2 separate regions of the Homo sapiens genome follow, and region 2 is linked to region 1. Evidence: chromatin contacts called from ENCODE Hi-C or POLR2A ChIA-PET data. All regions are on one chromosome and are shown on one strand. Each heading gives the region's core, a stretch centred on a gene start or an enhancer-like site at or near the end of the contact. The rest is flanking DNA. Distances are from core to core; before and after follow the strand shown. Region 1 overlaps CMTM6 (CKLF like MARVEL transmembrane domain containing 6). Region 2 has its middle 37 kb from the start of CCR4.

Region 1 (7,832 bases), core at 1,913-4,412:
AAAACAAATGAGTCCTGTTGTCATTGTCATAGAAATTCCTATAGTGATGGCATTAGCCATGACAGCACCTCAAGATGGTAGGGCATTGGTTCTAACAGGATTCTGCTCCTAGCAAACTAACACAGGAACAAATGCATTCTTAATTCACTTATAGACAACTTTTCATAATACCATTAAAGCAAAATATAGGAAGAATTACATGTTGTTTTATTTTCCCCAATCACTGAAGCTTTAAGCTTTAAATGTTGTTTTATTTTAAAGCTCCAGAAATATTTCACATTAGTTCATTACTCTATCTCCAATGTCTAGCATATAAATGCCTGGCATATAATAAAGGCACACAATTAATAATTGTAGAACCAATGAGTGACACTCAAAAGTGAGAAATCAGAAGTGACAAAATCCTAGGCTTTTTTAAGTCTAATGTGAATTACATTAAACCACCAATAACTGTAAACTATTGGCAGTGTCTGTCACTCTCATTCTAATCTCACTTTCCCTCTCTACCATCCCCTTGGTAGGAAAAAATGAGGTGCTTAGAAGCAGAGCGAGTTGGAACAAGGGATACTGTCTTTTCATGTTGCTGAGTTTTGAAAACATTACTGCTTTGAACAATAAAATTATGCCAGATTACAAAACAGCTATTAATACAGGGATGATATTTTCTCATGCTTACCGATGATTTTACTTTTGTGGTATCAACTCTCTCATAAAATGGAGTGCAATACACAATCAGTATAAGGAGACTCAGAAGAAAGGCACTGCAGCTTACAAACTCAAAAAAATAAAGTCCTCCACATAAAGTACATTGTGATACAACTTCTTCACAGATGAAGGCCAGCAGAGACAGCAACTACAAATGAAGCAAAACATTTTACTTAAGTGTTTTTTCAGAGAATCTACAGTATTTAGAAAGCTGTTTCTGAATAATACGTTTACTCAAATATTTACAATGAGGAGACTATGGCAAACAAGATTAATGAATAAACCTTATCTACACAGAACTTACAGTTTGGCCGCCTTGAAGGAAATACAGGTAAATAAAGAATTAATTAACCTATCGTGTACTAATGCCAGCAAAGGGGAAATATATAATATTGTTATAAAAGCACACAGGAGAGACGCTCAACTGCGGGGTCAGGAAAGGCTTCCTGAAGGAGAAAGCTGAGACCTGAAGAACAGAGTCAGTTTGGGGGATGAAAGATTAAGGAAAGAAATTCCCAGCAGAGAAGCAGTATATAGAAAGGCCAGAAATGAGGGAGCATGGCACCTGCCCTCTGACCCAACATACAGACAACACACACCCCGACCTCCAACTTAACTGTCAAAGTGAGTCAAATCAACATGGCTTAAGTATAGAGTTTAAGGGAAGAGAATGGCAGCACAAAAATTAGTATATGAGGCTAGAGAGGTAAGCTGAGGCCAGATCTAAATGTCCTCGTTAATTAAGAGTCTGGATTTTAAAGTAAAGGTTGACAATGATCAGGTGTATGCTTTCAGTAGTTCTCACTGGCTACAATATGGAGAAGGGACCAGAGGTAAGGCAAACCTTGGGGCGGACATCCAACTGGGAAGCTGATGTAGGAAATCAGGGCAAATAATAGCGACTAGGGAGCAGCAATAGAGAAGAGTGGCAATCACTGAGAGATGCAGCAGAAGCTCTTATCAGACAAGATGCAAAAGCTCATATCAGACAAGATGCATACAAATAATATGGAACACAAGATAACACATGTGTACCTTAAACATTTTAACTTAAAAACGCACATTTATTAACAATCTGCTGAAGTGAGTATTTTCTTTATGGGTCTACTGACGAATTCCACATGTTTTCTGCATTAATCACTTTCATCATCTATGGACTACTACTTCCAGACTGATGTTATCTGAAGTGAAGTGAGATCTTAAACACTTGAGAAACAGAGTTCAGAATCTTTCTAGAGTCAGACTATTTTACCAGCCTTTTACAGTTGCCTTGCTCTTCCTTAATTCCATGGCAGATAAATCTTGTAGTAAGTTATCTTTCAGTCTTTCCAAAGCATTCAATTTAGTTTTAAAGAAACAATTCATTTTAACACTCAGTTTCAGCTTTGTAATATTTAACTGTATGGCCATAAAAGTATAGTTAGCATAAACCAGTATGGGAACAACACAACTCAACTGATGACAGAAGCAAGAGTTCTAGAGTGCTAATGAGATGCCTACTGGCCATGGCAGGCTGTGGGTGACTGGTGTGAGGTCAGGATGCTTGGTATGGTGAGTGGAGAATGTTAACTCTGGTTAAATTGGCAACTCAATTACACGCAAGTGGGTTTTAACTACTTCCAACTGCTGTATATGTGGTACTAACATACTGGTCCTCACTGAAAAAAGAGTCAGGTTTTTTTCTTTTTAAAAGGCAAGGGTGCTAGGGAGAGAAGAAATTCAGTTTTAAATATGCTGTGATTGAGGAGGTCTGTGGAAGAGTTTGGTGAAGATGTAGTTGGAAAGCAAATGAATATAAGGTCTGGAGCTCAAAGGAGAGGTCTAAGATGCAGATAAAGATGTGGGAGCTGGCAGAGTGGGAGGGTGAGATGACTCAAATGAGGAAAGATAGCCTTATGTGGAAATCTGAGGAATCTGAAGATTTACGGGATATGCAGAGGGGAAGAAACCAGCAAAGGACAACTAGCAGCAGCAATCAAAGGGGTAGTAAACAAGAAAAAAGTATTTACACACACATGCACAAACACACAAGTAATCAAGAGTGCTAAATGCTACTTAAAGGTCAAGTAAGAACAACACTGAAACACCTACCTTAGACTGAGCTATAAGAAGGTTGCCAGTGACATTAGCAAGAAAAGTTCCAGGGTAGTCAGGGAGAGAAGCTCGATTACAATACTGTATATTGGGAAGTAAGGGGAGGGTAAGGCAGTGAAGGAGAGACAGCATAGGCAATAAGTGTGGCTGGGAAAGAATGGCCAGATAGGGCAGTAGTGGATGAGGTCAAAGAGAAGGGAATTTCAACATGGGAGAACTGAGCATGTTTAAATACTTAGGCAGAAACCAGTAAGATGGGTGGGTCTAAAGACATAGGTAGAAAAATGGCTCTCTAAAGATAGGATTCAGGGCTCAGGTTTGGGGCTAACTCTTCTCTAGAAATAGAAGGGAAGAGAGTGAAGAAGAGTATTTTGCTTGGGCAGTTTGTGTGGGTTTTGTGGAAGCTGAGGGAATTTCCTGCTGAGGGCCGAAACCATCAAAATGACTGATGACCTAAGTCAGAGGCTAAAGGGAATTCCCTTCTCACTCCAGTCAGGCCAGTAGAAGCAACCAGACAGGTTAATGGCAACAAGATTGCTACCAAAATCAACAGATACATTTCATAGTAATAGTAAATATCTTATCCTACAAAACATTTTCATTAAAAAGGGACAAACAACAGTTCAGCGGTTTCTTTAAAAACTAAGCATATATCTACCATATGACCCAGAAATAGAACTCTTGGGCAACTATCTCAGAGAAATGAAAACTTAACATTTGTACAAAAACCGGTACGTGAATGTTTATAACAATTTTATTCATAGTAGCCCCAAACTAGAAACATTCCAGATGTCCAATGGTTAAAACAAACTGTGGTACATCCATACCATGGAATATTAGCAATAAAAAGGAGCAAACTTGATATATGTAATGTCCTAGATGAATCTCCAGAGAATTATTCAAAGGAAAAAAAAAATCCAATCTCAAAAGGTTACATATTGCATGATTCCATTCATAGCCCATTCTTAGAATAATAAAAATAATAATGATGGCTAACAAATTAGTGGCAGCCAAGAGAAAGGGGAAAGGTGTGGCTACAAAGGGGTAGCACAGGGAAGCCTCTGCTGATGGCACAGTTCTGTGTCTTGATTGTGGTGGTAATTATAGAAAGCTATCCACATGGTAAAATTACATAGAATTACACACACATGCACATACAAATGTGGGACCTCCCTGTACTTTTTTTTTTTGCAATTCCTGTGAATCTATAATAATTTCAAAATAAAAAGTTAAAAAATAGTAATTCAAATCTATACTGGTATCCAAACCTTTAAGGGATTTCCTCTCCCTTCTACTGGCTATACAAAATGTATACATCCCCACAACTGCAAAGAATTTATATAAAAGAAAAAAAATAGTCTAATTGTAACATGAATGGTTACATTCTCTGATTTCCTGTAAGTTAGTGAAGCATGAAATAGCCCAGCATGTCCCAAACAACTTCCTTCAGACAGGTGTTAGGTAAGGCATTCCCAATCATTACACCACAGGATATAAAGTGACAACACCAAGATAAATCCCAGAGGGCCACTGTGTAAAGATACTTCCTTAGTCTCCTATAATCATACTTACAGGATGAGTTCTAACATGACTATAGTCTAATAAAATACTAAATATCTAACATTTCACTTGCCTTTTTCTTGCCTCTATGTTAAATCTTGTCCAAGTTTTAAAAGTTTCTCTCTGAGAAATTTACAAAATATACCTCGGTTGTATAAAAGTCAATTAACTGAGAGAAGATACCAGCCTAAAACTCTAATTAGGGTCTGGGAATAGCTGAACCACTCATTTTACAATTAGACTATTAGGCACACTCATGTGTGAAGGCTATATGGCAATAAAAGGTTATCTGTAGGACAGACATAGGCTGCTTGTCTACTTTCAGTAAAAAAAGACAGGATCCAGCTTGTCCAGAAGCAGTCAGTCTCAAGTCATTACAAGTCCTATTCCAAACGTATTAACAGGTGGCATTCCTACTGACCTTACTGACCTATTGCCTCAGAGCAATAGCAGGAAGCAGGTTCTGCCTGGACATCTTAAGAGAATCAAGGAGTACAATATTAAGTATGGACATCTGGCAGGGCACAGTGGCTCACACCTGTAATCCCAGCACTCTGGGAGGCCAAGGCGGGCAGATCACTTGAGGCCTTCTGGCCAACCTGGTTCAAGACCAGCCTGGCCAACATGGCAAAACCCCATCTCTACTAAAAATAGAAAAATTAGCTGGGCATGGTGGCGCATGCCTGTAATCCCAGCTACTTGGGTGGCTGAAGCATGAGAATTGCTTGAACCCAGGAGGCAGAGGTTCCAGTGAGCCAAGATGGCGCTACTACACTCCAGCCTGGGTGACAAAGCGAGACTATCTCAAAAAAAAAAAAAAAAAAAGTGTGGACATTTACTAGCTCCCATCTCAAGTTAAAGGCCAACAAATTGGCACTACAAGCTATAGTCAATATGAAATTCTGTCGGCCAGATGCGATGGCTCACATCTGTAATCCCAGCACTTTAGGAAGCCAAGGCGGGAGGATTGCTTGGACTCAGGAGTTTGAGACCAGCCTGGGCAACATGGTGAAACCCCATCTCTACCAAAAAAAAAAGAAAAAAAATTCTCTGCCTACCCATCTCTGAGGCTACTAACCTTTGTAAGCTCCCACAGCATTATGCAATTGCTAGCTCAAAGTGTACTTGAACTAGCAACACTCCAACACTGTTCTACGTATAGGAAGATACAAATGATGGAGTAATAAGCTCAATGTACAAGAAACAATAATAACAATATATTTTATACCACATTAACTGAGCATTCATTATATGTAGGTTAGAAAATCTCAAGAAAATGTTCGAAGGAGCCGGAGAAGGATGAGTGGAAAAGCAGGACTCAAACCAGGCAGAGACACAAACAGAACCTGGATAGACAGAGGACATTCTAATTCTAGGTGGAGGATGAAAAAGAACATATTCATAAGGGCAAGAATTTGCATAGTAAATCCAAAAATGATAATAAGGCAACTGACCTAACTGGATGGGGATGAAGAAAAAAATGGTTTAGGAGTTGGGTGTGGTTGTGTGATGATCATGCAAGGGAATATGGATGTTTAGATGAAGGCAGGAGGGAACACCTGTCTGGTTTAGTAGGTTAGAAAACAGGAGGAACAGAGGATTGGGTGGGGCCTAAAGGAATTCTACAGTTCCGAGTGTAGGAGGGAAAAGAGCAACTAACTTCTTATCAGCAAGCCACAGGAAGTGTTTTTAAAAAAAGAAAACTCCTACACCGGGCGCGGTGGCTCACGCCTGTAATCCCAGCACTCTGGGAGGCCGAGGTGGGCGGATCACGAGGTCAGGAGATCAAGACCATCCTGGCTAACATGGTGAAACCCCGTCTCTACTAAAAATACAAAAAAAATTAGCCGGGCGTGGTGGCGGGCGCCTGTAGTCCCAGCTACTCGGGAGGCTGAGGCAGGAGAATGGCGTAAACCCAGGAGGCAGAGCTTTCAGTGAGCCGAGATCGCACCACTGCACTCCAGCCTGGGCAACAGCGAGACTCTGTCTCAAAAAAAAAAAAAAAAAAGAAAGAAAAAACTCCTTAAAAAGCAGCAAGTAAACATACTCCAAACTGTTACTCATACCGTGACACCTGGTAGTGTGAGGGGTGGGAAAGTGGTTTTATTTTAATATTTTTAGTTGATTTTTTTTTTTTTGGTAAGCAGACACTTTCTTGTATTAAAAAGAAAAAAGTGTAAAAGTTGGCCGGGCGCGGTGGCTCACGCCTGTAATCCCAGCACTTTGGGAGGCCAAGGCGGGTGGATCACGAGGTCAGGAATTTGAGACCAGCCTGGCCAACATAATGAAACCCCGTCTCTATCAAAAATACAAAAATTAGCCGGGCATGGTGGTGCACGCCTGTAGTCCCAGCTACTCAGGAGGCTGAGGCAGGAGAATTGCTTGAACCTGGGAGGCAGAGGTTGCAATGAGCCGAGACTGCACCACTGCACTCCAGCTTGGGTGACAGAGCGAGGCTTCGTCTCAAAAAAAAAAAAAAAAAGTGTAAAAGCTGAAGGAACAATTTCGAGAAATGAGTGGTCACCAGCATTAAATGCCAAAGTGGTCAAAAATAGGAAGAGAGAAAAAATGTCACTGAATTAGCTAAGAAATTCATGGTAAACATAACCCATAAGTAAAAAGGCTCAATTATTATTTTTTGGTAAACAGTTTTGTTCTTAATAGCATGAAGTCATCATACTAAATATTGCTTACTGAATATTAAGCTAAGTACTTAACAACTGTATACCCAATGTAACTCCTTCTAATGACATAAAATTTTACCCAAATATAATTAAGAGAATTATCAAGCTTTTAATGTCAGGAGGGCCCTTAGCGGATATAGTCTCCCACTCCCACGTTTACAAAGATGGAATTAAGCTACTGACAGGTTAAGCCCCAAGTTAGCTCGGCACAGACAAGAACCCAAGTCTCTGACTCCCACTCTGTACTTCCTCTCTCCCCATGAAATACTGTTTGTTAAATTCCTTTTACGAGTATGTATGTTTGTGTAGGTCTTCCCTGTAAGACTGGCTTTTTGAAGTTAAACCCACAGTTCTGTATATTTCCTTTAATGTATTAAATCATACATTAAAAACAATTTGCTAACATCAACAGATTTGGGAAGTCTCAGTGACTAAAACATGATCTTACAGTTCTGGTGATTTAAACACTGGATAATTACTATCCTGCCTCTATCTCTCCATTTCAGTTTCACTACCCCTTCTTTTTTTTTTTTTTTTTTCTGAGATGGAGTCTCGCTCTGTTGCCAGGCTGGAGTGCAGTGGCACGATCTTGGCTCACTGCAATCTCCACCTCCTGCCTCAGCCTCCTGAGTAGCTGGGATTACAGGTGCACGCCACAATACCCAGCTAATTTTTGTATTTTTAGTAGAGACGGGGTTTCACCATGTTGGCCAGGATGGTCTCTATCTCCTGACCTTGTGATCCGCTCACCTCGGCCTCCCAAAGTGCTGGGATTACAGGCATGAGCCA
Region 2 (7,832 bases), core at 2,247-4,746, 420 kb after region 1:
GCTTGAACCTGGGAGGTGGAGGTTGCAGTGAGCCAAGATCACGCCATTGCACTCCAGCCTGGGCAACAAGAGCGAAACTCCATCTTAAAAAAAAAAAAGTGTTTAATAAAATTTATTTCTTGAAGCTTATTTTTGTCTGTTCATTGGGATATTGTTTCCCAGAGCTCTTTTCTGGACCACTCTCACTGAGGAGTCTCCTCAGTAGTTCTGCCTTTGATGCTATTGTCCTTTTTCATATAAATCTGTGGGCTTAATTTTCTCATTATTTCATTTGATATGATTTGATTTGATATGATTTGATATCATTTGATATGATTTGACATGATTTCTTAGTGCCCTCTCAATAACAAATGTTTCTTGCATTCAGGGTGAAGGGTGAATATTAGATGGTGTGGGAGGTAAACTGCATTCATAGACATAAGCAAAGCCAGATGGTCCATTTGGAGACTGAACTTGTGGCTGACCTCTAGCAGTTTCACACACAAGCTGGGGCCATGTTCCTACTTGCAAAATGATTTGTGGTGTGTTCGCTCATTCCTTCTAAATCTTCATATTTGTGAAGAGTGGTAAGTTAGTTTGGGCATTATCTAGGACATTCTGATCATTAGATTTTCCAGTAATGGAAGATCGGAAAAAAGTTCACTAGAGTCCATTTTGCTAAGTCTCTTTCTGACAATTTAAAACAAATTACTGTCTTCTCAGTTAACTTACCATTTCCAGTGTTGATCTTTCTTTTTTCTCTCAACAAGACTGTGGTTTTTTGTTGTTGTTGTTAACATTTTTATACCTTAAAAAAGAATGAGACAGGGTCTTGCTATATTGCCCAGGCTGGTCTCAAACTCTTGGCCTCAAGCAATTTTCCTACCTCAGCCTCCCAAAGTGCTGAGATTACAAGTGTGACCCACCACACCCAGCCCTTTTTCTTTTCTTTTCTTTTCTTTTTTTCTTTTTCTTTTTTTTTTTTTTTTTGACACAGGGTCTCACTCGGTTGCCCAGGCTGGAGTGCAGTGGCACAATCATGGCTCACTGCAGCCTCGGCCTCCTGAGCTCAAGCAATCCTCCCGCCTCAGCCTCCCAAGTAGATGGGACTACAGGCATGTGCCATTATGCCCAAATAATTTCTTTTTTTAATTTTTGTATATGTGCTGCCAAGGTGAGCACTCTTTTTTAAGTTTTTCTAGATACAGGGTCTTGCTATGTTGCCCAGGCTGGTCTTGAACTTTGGCCTCAAGTAACCCTCCTGCCTCAGCCTCCCAAAGTGCTGAAATCACAGGCATGAGCCACATTTCCAGCAGTTTTGTTTTTTGAAAGCAGGGTTATGGCTTATATTTATTCTTGATTCTCTATTCTTAGCCTAGTGGCAGAATGAAGGCTGTCCTGGAAGAAGTGAGGAGGTTGGGAAAGGAACTCTTTTGTAGGGAGGAAGAAGACATATGGAGTGGAGTTTGGGCTGGGTTTGGAACCTGATACTTTCTGCAATATTGACAAATGTGAATAAGACCTTTTTAGTCAAAAGTCATACAGACACATGGTTTGGCTGGGTAGTCACATGCTTTTGCCTGTTGAGTTTTGTGACGTGAATGTGTTTTCTGCTGAACCAACCCCTTGAGGCCTGCTAAAACAGGTGACTCAAAAACAACTTTGTTTTCTTGGGTGGAGTAATTTCCTGGTGTTTTTCTCAAAAGTTGTCAACTTTTATTTTAGTGATGGAGGCCAATCTTGACAACTTTTATGGTCAGGCATTCTCAATATGTTTTAAAATGGGTTTCAGGCAAGGTGTGGTGGCTCATGCATGTAATCTCAGCACTTTGGGAGGCTGAGGCGGGAGCATCACTTGAGGCCAGGATTTTGAGACCAGCATGGGTAACATAGCAAGACCCCATCTCTTCAAAAAAATGAAAAAATTAGCTGGGTGTGGTGGAACAAGCCTCTAGTTCTAGCTACTCAGGGGGCTGAGATGGGAAGATTGCCTGTGCCAGGAAGTCCAGGATACAGTGGGCTGTGATAGTGCTACTGTACTCCAGCTGGGTGACAGAGTGAGACCTTGCTTACAAAAAATTTAAAAACAATTTTTTTTTGAGATGGAGTCTTGCTCTGTGCCCAGTCTGGAGTGCAGTGGCGCGATCTTGGCTCACTGCAACCTCTGCCTCCCGGGTTCAAGCAATTCTCCTGTGTCAGCTGCCCGAGTAGCTGGGGCTACAGGCCCATCTACTTTTTGTACTTTTAGTAGAGACGGGTTTCACCATATTGGCCAGGCTGGTCTCAAACTCCTGACCTCTCGGCCTCCCAAAGTGCTGTGATTACAGGCGTGAGCCACCGTGACTGGCCAAAACAATTTTTAAATTAAAAAAAATGAGGCCAGGCACGGTGGCTCATGCCTGTAATCCTAGCACTGTGGGAGGCCGAGGCGGGTGGAACACCTGAGGTCAGGAGTTTGAGACCAGCCTGACCAACATGGAGAAACCCCATCTCTACTAAAAATACAAAATTAGCCAGGCGTGGTGGCAAATGCCTGTAATCCCAGCTACTCGGGAGGCTGAGGCAGGAGAATTGCTTGAACCCAGGAAGTAGAGGTTGCAGTGAGCCGAGATCACGCCACTGCACTCCAGCCTGGGCAACAAGAGCAAAACTCCGTCTCGGAAAAAAAAAAAAAAGAAAAGAAAAAGAAAAAGAAATGGCTTTCATATACAAGATCCAGTTTCTGTTTCTGGTAGTAAGTGCTATTCTTGCTACAGAAGTCTAAAGACAGGCCAGGCGCAGTGGCTCATGCCTGTAATCCCAGCCCTTTGGGAGGCCGAGGCAGGAGTTCAAGACCAGCCTGGCCAACATGACGAAACCCCATCTCTACTAAAAATACAAAAATTAGCTAGGCGTGGTGGCACGTGCCTGTAATCACCGCTACTCAGGAGGCTGAGGCAGGAGAATCGCTTGAACCTGGAAGGCAGAGGTTGCAGTGAGCCTAGATGGCGCCACTGGACTCCAGCCTGGGTGACAGAGTGAGACTCCATCTCAAAAAAAAAAAAAAAAAAAAAGGCTAAAGACAGTATTTTCTTTGGACTGAATTAACTGGCACTAATCTGAAAATTTTAACTTTTTACACTATGTCCTAGCCAGAGGGAGAACCTATTGTACAGGGAGATTTCAACAGCAGCATGGACCACCTTTTGCCAGATGAGGCACTGGTTATCTGTGTGGGGCTGGCACTGGGATGAGTACTTAGTGAGAATGGGGTAGAGTGGGGTGGAGACTGAAACACGGCCTCTAATCTGGACTCAGCAATCTCCTTTTGAGGTTTGGCAACTCGGTTTAGGAATGTGCCCACAACTTTAAGGTTTGTGATGGGAATGAGAAGAGAAGGGGTGAGGGACCCACCCAGAATACAGTGTTCCACGTCCCTCATGCAAAGAAGGGCTGGGCAGGTGCCAGCATGTCAAGGTTCCCAGCCAATTCTGGCAGATTCTCTGAGAGACAAGCTCTGTCGTGATTCCAGCACCACCCATTATTGCTACATCTTCCACACAACATGTCTCCTGAAAACATCTCCCTCCAGGACATTGTTCCAAAAGCAAGGCCAAGACGCAGGCAGAAGTCCACTTCTGAGGAATGAGAACGCATGCTGGAGACAGAGCAATACCCCGGTGTGTGCCTCTTGTGAGTGGGGCAATTTGCCCAGTTGAGAAACAGGCCAATTAACCACCCTTGGTATTTGAAGAGCCACTCCTTACTCATCTGGGTTCTTTTCTGCTTTAAGTATTTTTATTCTTGATCGTGCCAGACAGGCATGTGTGTTTGCACCTAAAAGGTCATTTTTATATTTGTCAGTTCTCCAGGAAACTTCTGCCACTACCAAATTCAACATGCTGTCAAACTGAACCGATCTCCTCTCTTCCTACCACTGGCTTCCCTTTGCCACCTCTTCATTCCTTCCAGGGAGGGCTTCCTCCACTGTTTCACTCTCAGACTAGAGGCTTTGGCAATGCTCCTTTACTTATTCATTAGTTCATTCGATATTCAAATACATATTCAAATACTTATTGAACATTTCTTTTTTTTTTTTTTTTTTGAGACAGAATCTTGCGCTATCACCCCGGCTGGAGTGCGGTGGCACGATCTCAGCTCACTGCAACCTCTGCCTCCTGGGTTCAAGCAATTCTTCTGCTTCAGCCTCCCAAGTAGCTAGAACTACAGGCATGTGCCACCATGCCTGGCTAGCTTTTGTATTTTTAGTAGAGACGGGGTTTCACCGTATTGGCCAGGCTGGTCTCGAACTCCTGACCTCATGATCTGCCTGCCTTGGCCTCCCAAAGTGCTGGGATTACAGGCATGGGTGACCTCGCCCAGAGAACATTTCTTTTTCTTTCTCTTTTTTTTTTTTTTTTGAGACAGAGTTTCACTCTGTTGCCCAGGCTGGAGTACAATGACGGGATCTCGGCTCACCCCAGCCTCCACCTCCCCAGTTCAAGCAATTCTCCTGCCTCAGCCTCCTGAGTAGCTGGGATTATAGGCATGTGCCACCATGCCCAGCTAATTTTGTATTTTTAGTCAAGACGGGTTTTCTCCGTTTTGGTCAGGCTGGTCTCAAACTCCCGACCTCAGGTGATTCGCCCACCTTGGCCTCCCAAAGTGCAGGGATAACAGGCATGAGCCACTGTGCCCGGCCTCTTTCTCATTTTTATTAGCAGTTATCACTAGCTTGAATTATCTTGTTTATTGATTTATCTTTTTTTTTTTTTTTGAGACAGAGTCTCACTCTGCCCAGGCTGGAGTGCAGTGGTACAATCTCTGCTCACTGCAACCTCTGCCTCCCGGGTTCAAGCAATTCTCCTGCCTCAGCCTCCCGAGTAGCTGGGATTACAGACACTTGCTGCCACGCCTGGCTAATTTTTTATTTTTAGTAGAGACAGGGTTTCACCATGTTGGCCAGGCTGGTCTTGAACTCCTGACCTCTAGTGATCCACACACCTCGGCCTCCCTGTAACCTGGGGTTACAGGTGTGAGCCACCTCGCCTGGCTTATCGTTTTTTACCTCTTCCTCATTGAGCTCATTCACTGCTGTATTCACATTGCCTAAAACAGTGTCCAGTATGGAATAAACGCTCGATACATATTTGAAGAATAAATGAACAAATCTATGTAAGATATTTGTAATTTAGTAAGCAATACAAATTTAACGAATTATGCTTTTATTTATTTATTTTATTTTTAAATTTTATGTATTTATTTATTTATTTTTTGAGACAGAGTTTTGCTCTTATTGCCCAGGCTGGAGTTCAATGGCGCCATCTCAGCTCACTGCAACCTCTGCCTCCTGGGGTCAAGAGATTTTCCTGCCTCAGCCTCCTGAGTAGCTGAGATTACAGGCACCCGCCACCATGCCCAGATAATTTTCTTGTATTTTTAGTAGAGACAGAGTTTCACCATGTTGGCCAGGCTGGTCTCGAACTCCTGACCTCGTGATCCACCCCTTTTGGCCTCCCAAAGTGCTGGGATTACAGGCGTGAGCCACCGCGCCCGGCCTTAAAAGTGTTTTTATCAGGAAGTGTTCCCAGAAAAACACTTTAAGGAAGTAGTGACATAAGAAAAGAAGGAGAGGCCAGATGCCGTAACTCACACCTGTAATCCCAGCACGTTGGGAGGCTGAGGCTGGGATAATTTGAACCCAGGAGTTTGATACTAGCTTGGGCAACATAATGAGACCCCATCTCTACAAAAAAAAATTTTTTTTAATTGGCTGGTCATGGTGGCACACCCTTGTAGTCCCAGCGTTCGAGAGGCTGGGTGGGGAGGATCACTTGAGCCCAGGAGGGAGGAGGGAGTCTGCAATGACCTGTGATTGCACCACTGCACTCCAGCCTGGGTGACAGAGCAAGACCCTGTCTCAAAAAAAAAAAAAAAAAAAAAAGAAGAAGAAAAAGTTACTTTCTTTTTTTTTTGAGACATAGTCTTGCTCTGTCGCCCAGGCTGGAGTGCAGTGGCGCAATCTCGGCTCACTGCAAGCTCTGCCTCCCGGGTTCACGCCATTCTCCTGCCTCAGCCTCCCGAGTAGTTGGGACTACAGGTGCCCGCCACCATGCCTGGCTAATTTTTTGCATGAAAAGTTACTTTCATATAAATTTCTCATTACCTTTCAAGATAAATTACCACAGCTAAGCAAAGGCAGAGAAAATCCAGGCCTAAGACTCCAATTCTCCAGACCCAGGGTTGGGGTTGCAAAGGAAAAATGGCTCTGGATTGGGAGAGATTCTGGAAGAAGTGGGATGAGCTCATTACATGGGGGAGGTGTGGGTGAGGAGGAACCCAGTTCATTTGGGACCAGAGTCCTGCAAAGACAAACGGGTTCTAAGAGAAGGGAAGGGGCCCTGGAGCTCATTTTGGTGGTTTTGTTTTATGGGGTTTTGTTTTGTTTATAAGGGGGCTGGGATGAGTGAAACGTTGGAAGACTGGTTCTATTGCAGGTGCAGGAGGCCAAGGTGAGGGATGAACTCACAGCGGCAGTGTCTCGATGAGGGGAATGTGGTGGTGCATGAAAACTCAGAGATGCTAGCAAGTGCGGAGCCCAAAGGGATGTTACAGCTCTTGCTAGGGGAGTCCTGAGGTCTGAGCCCCCAGAAAAGTCGCAGCTCTTCACCCCTGTAGCTTGGCAACTGGAAGCATGTTACAGTTCTCTTTCTCTCATAGTCCAGTGAGCAGGGTGCTACAGCTGTTTCATTTCTGCCACTTGCAGCTTGGTGAGTTCCAGGTTCTTGTCTCTCGACCAAGAGTAATAAAGTGCACAGACACCAGAAAGTAAGACAGAGAAGAATTTTATTGAGTAACAGAAGGAAAACTCTCAACTGCAAGAGGGGACCCTCAAAGCAGGTTGCTGTCTTTGAGGCTGAGTCTGGGGTTTTTATGGGCTTAGAATGGGAAAGTGCATGCTGATTGGTCCATGAGTGGGCTTGGAAAAAGCACCATTTGATTGGTTAAAAGGCATCATCCAGGCCAGGCACAGTGGCTCATGCCTGTAATCCCAGTACTTTGGGAGGCCAAGGCAGGTGGATCACCTGAGGTTGGGAGTTCGAGACCAGCCTGACCAACATGGAGAAACCCCATCTCTACTAAAAATACAAAATTGCCAGGCGTGGTGGCACATGCCTCTAATCCCAGCTACCTGGGAGGCTGAGGCAGGAGAATTGATTGAACCTGGGAGGTGGAGGTTGCAGTGAGCCGAGATCGCACCATTGCACTCTAGCCTGAGCAACAAGAGTGAAACTGTCTCAAAAAAATAAAAAGGAATCGTCCAGGAGGAACCAATCAAGAGAGAGGGTAAGATGAGGATACAAGTTCTCACTCTGGTCATGGACTCTATCTGGAACTGGTACCTTGGTTTCAGGCTTTAAACTGTCTTTGGCTTGAAGGTTGGGTTTCACCAGGGACCCATCTCTGTCTGCCTAAAAATTTATCTGTCTCCTGTTGCTATCATTTTTACCCTAGACCAAAAGCAAGATGGCAGCAACAGATCATCGCACCTCTGCAGTCTGTCTGCTAGTGGCTACAGCCACCTCCTACTTCCACAGATCCCACTCAAGGATTCTCAAAGTTGCAGGAGTAAGATTTCTTTCCAGCTCCCTTCCTGGTCGTGGTTCCTCATGTCAGCTTCTTGAAGTCTGGGGTAACTATTTTCCTGTAGTAAAATTTCCTGTGATAGTCTTTCCTTTATTGCCTCTCTTATGTATAAAATGGCAGTATTAAAATTCCTTATACTGAATGTACTGTCAATTTTCAAAGTTATTTACATGGTAAAATAAAAATATATTCTTTAAATATGCAAATCTGTATTTGTATATTTTGTG

The links. Hi-C counts contacts between places; a loop is a spot of excess contacts on that map. ChIA-PET counts read pairs that join two places held with the same protein, here RNA polymerase II (POLR2A). Pooled maps may share reads with other maps.
Region 2: POLR2A ChIA-PET joins it to region 1 with 18 read pairs in activated T-cell. The contact joins two enhancer-like sites. A Hi-C loop is called at or near these places in 3 of 50 pooled maps. POLR2A ChIA-PET finds 5 or more read pairs at or near these places in 3 of 52 experiments (Caco-2, activated CD4-positive, alpha-beta T cell and activated T-cell).

Annotation. Positions count from the first base shown.
Region 1 is chr3:32,491,034-32,498,865 of GRCh38, forward strand. CMTM6 (CKLF like MARVEL transmembrane domain containing 6) reads right to left here. Exons shown (of 4, transcript NM_017801.3): 2 at 677-853. Among named protein-coding and RNA genes, the nearest start is that of CMTM6, 7.9 kb to the right of the region's middle. Within about 2 kb of position 3,163, at least 2 of the 41 ENCODE cell types and tissues checked have a DNase peak (open chromatin) inside an H3K27ac peak, as active enhancers do.
Region 2 is chr3:32,910,680-32,918,511 of GRCh38, forward strand. No RefSeq gene overlaps it. Among named protein-coding and RNA genes, the nearest start is that of CCR4, 37 kb to the right of the region's middle. Within about 2 kb of position 3,497, at least 8 of the 41 ENCODE cell types and tissues checked have a DNase peak (open chromatin) inside an H3K27ac peak, as active enhancers do.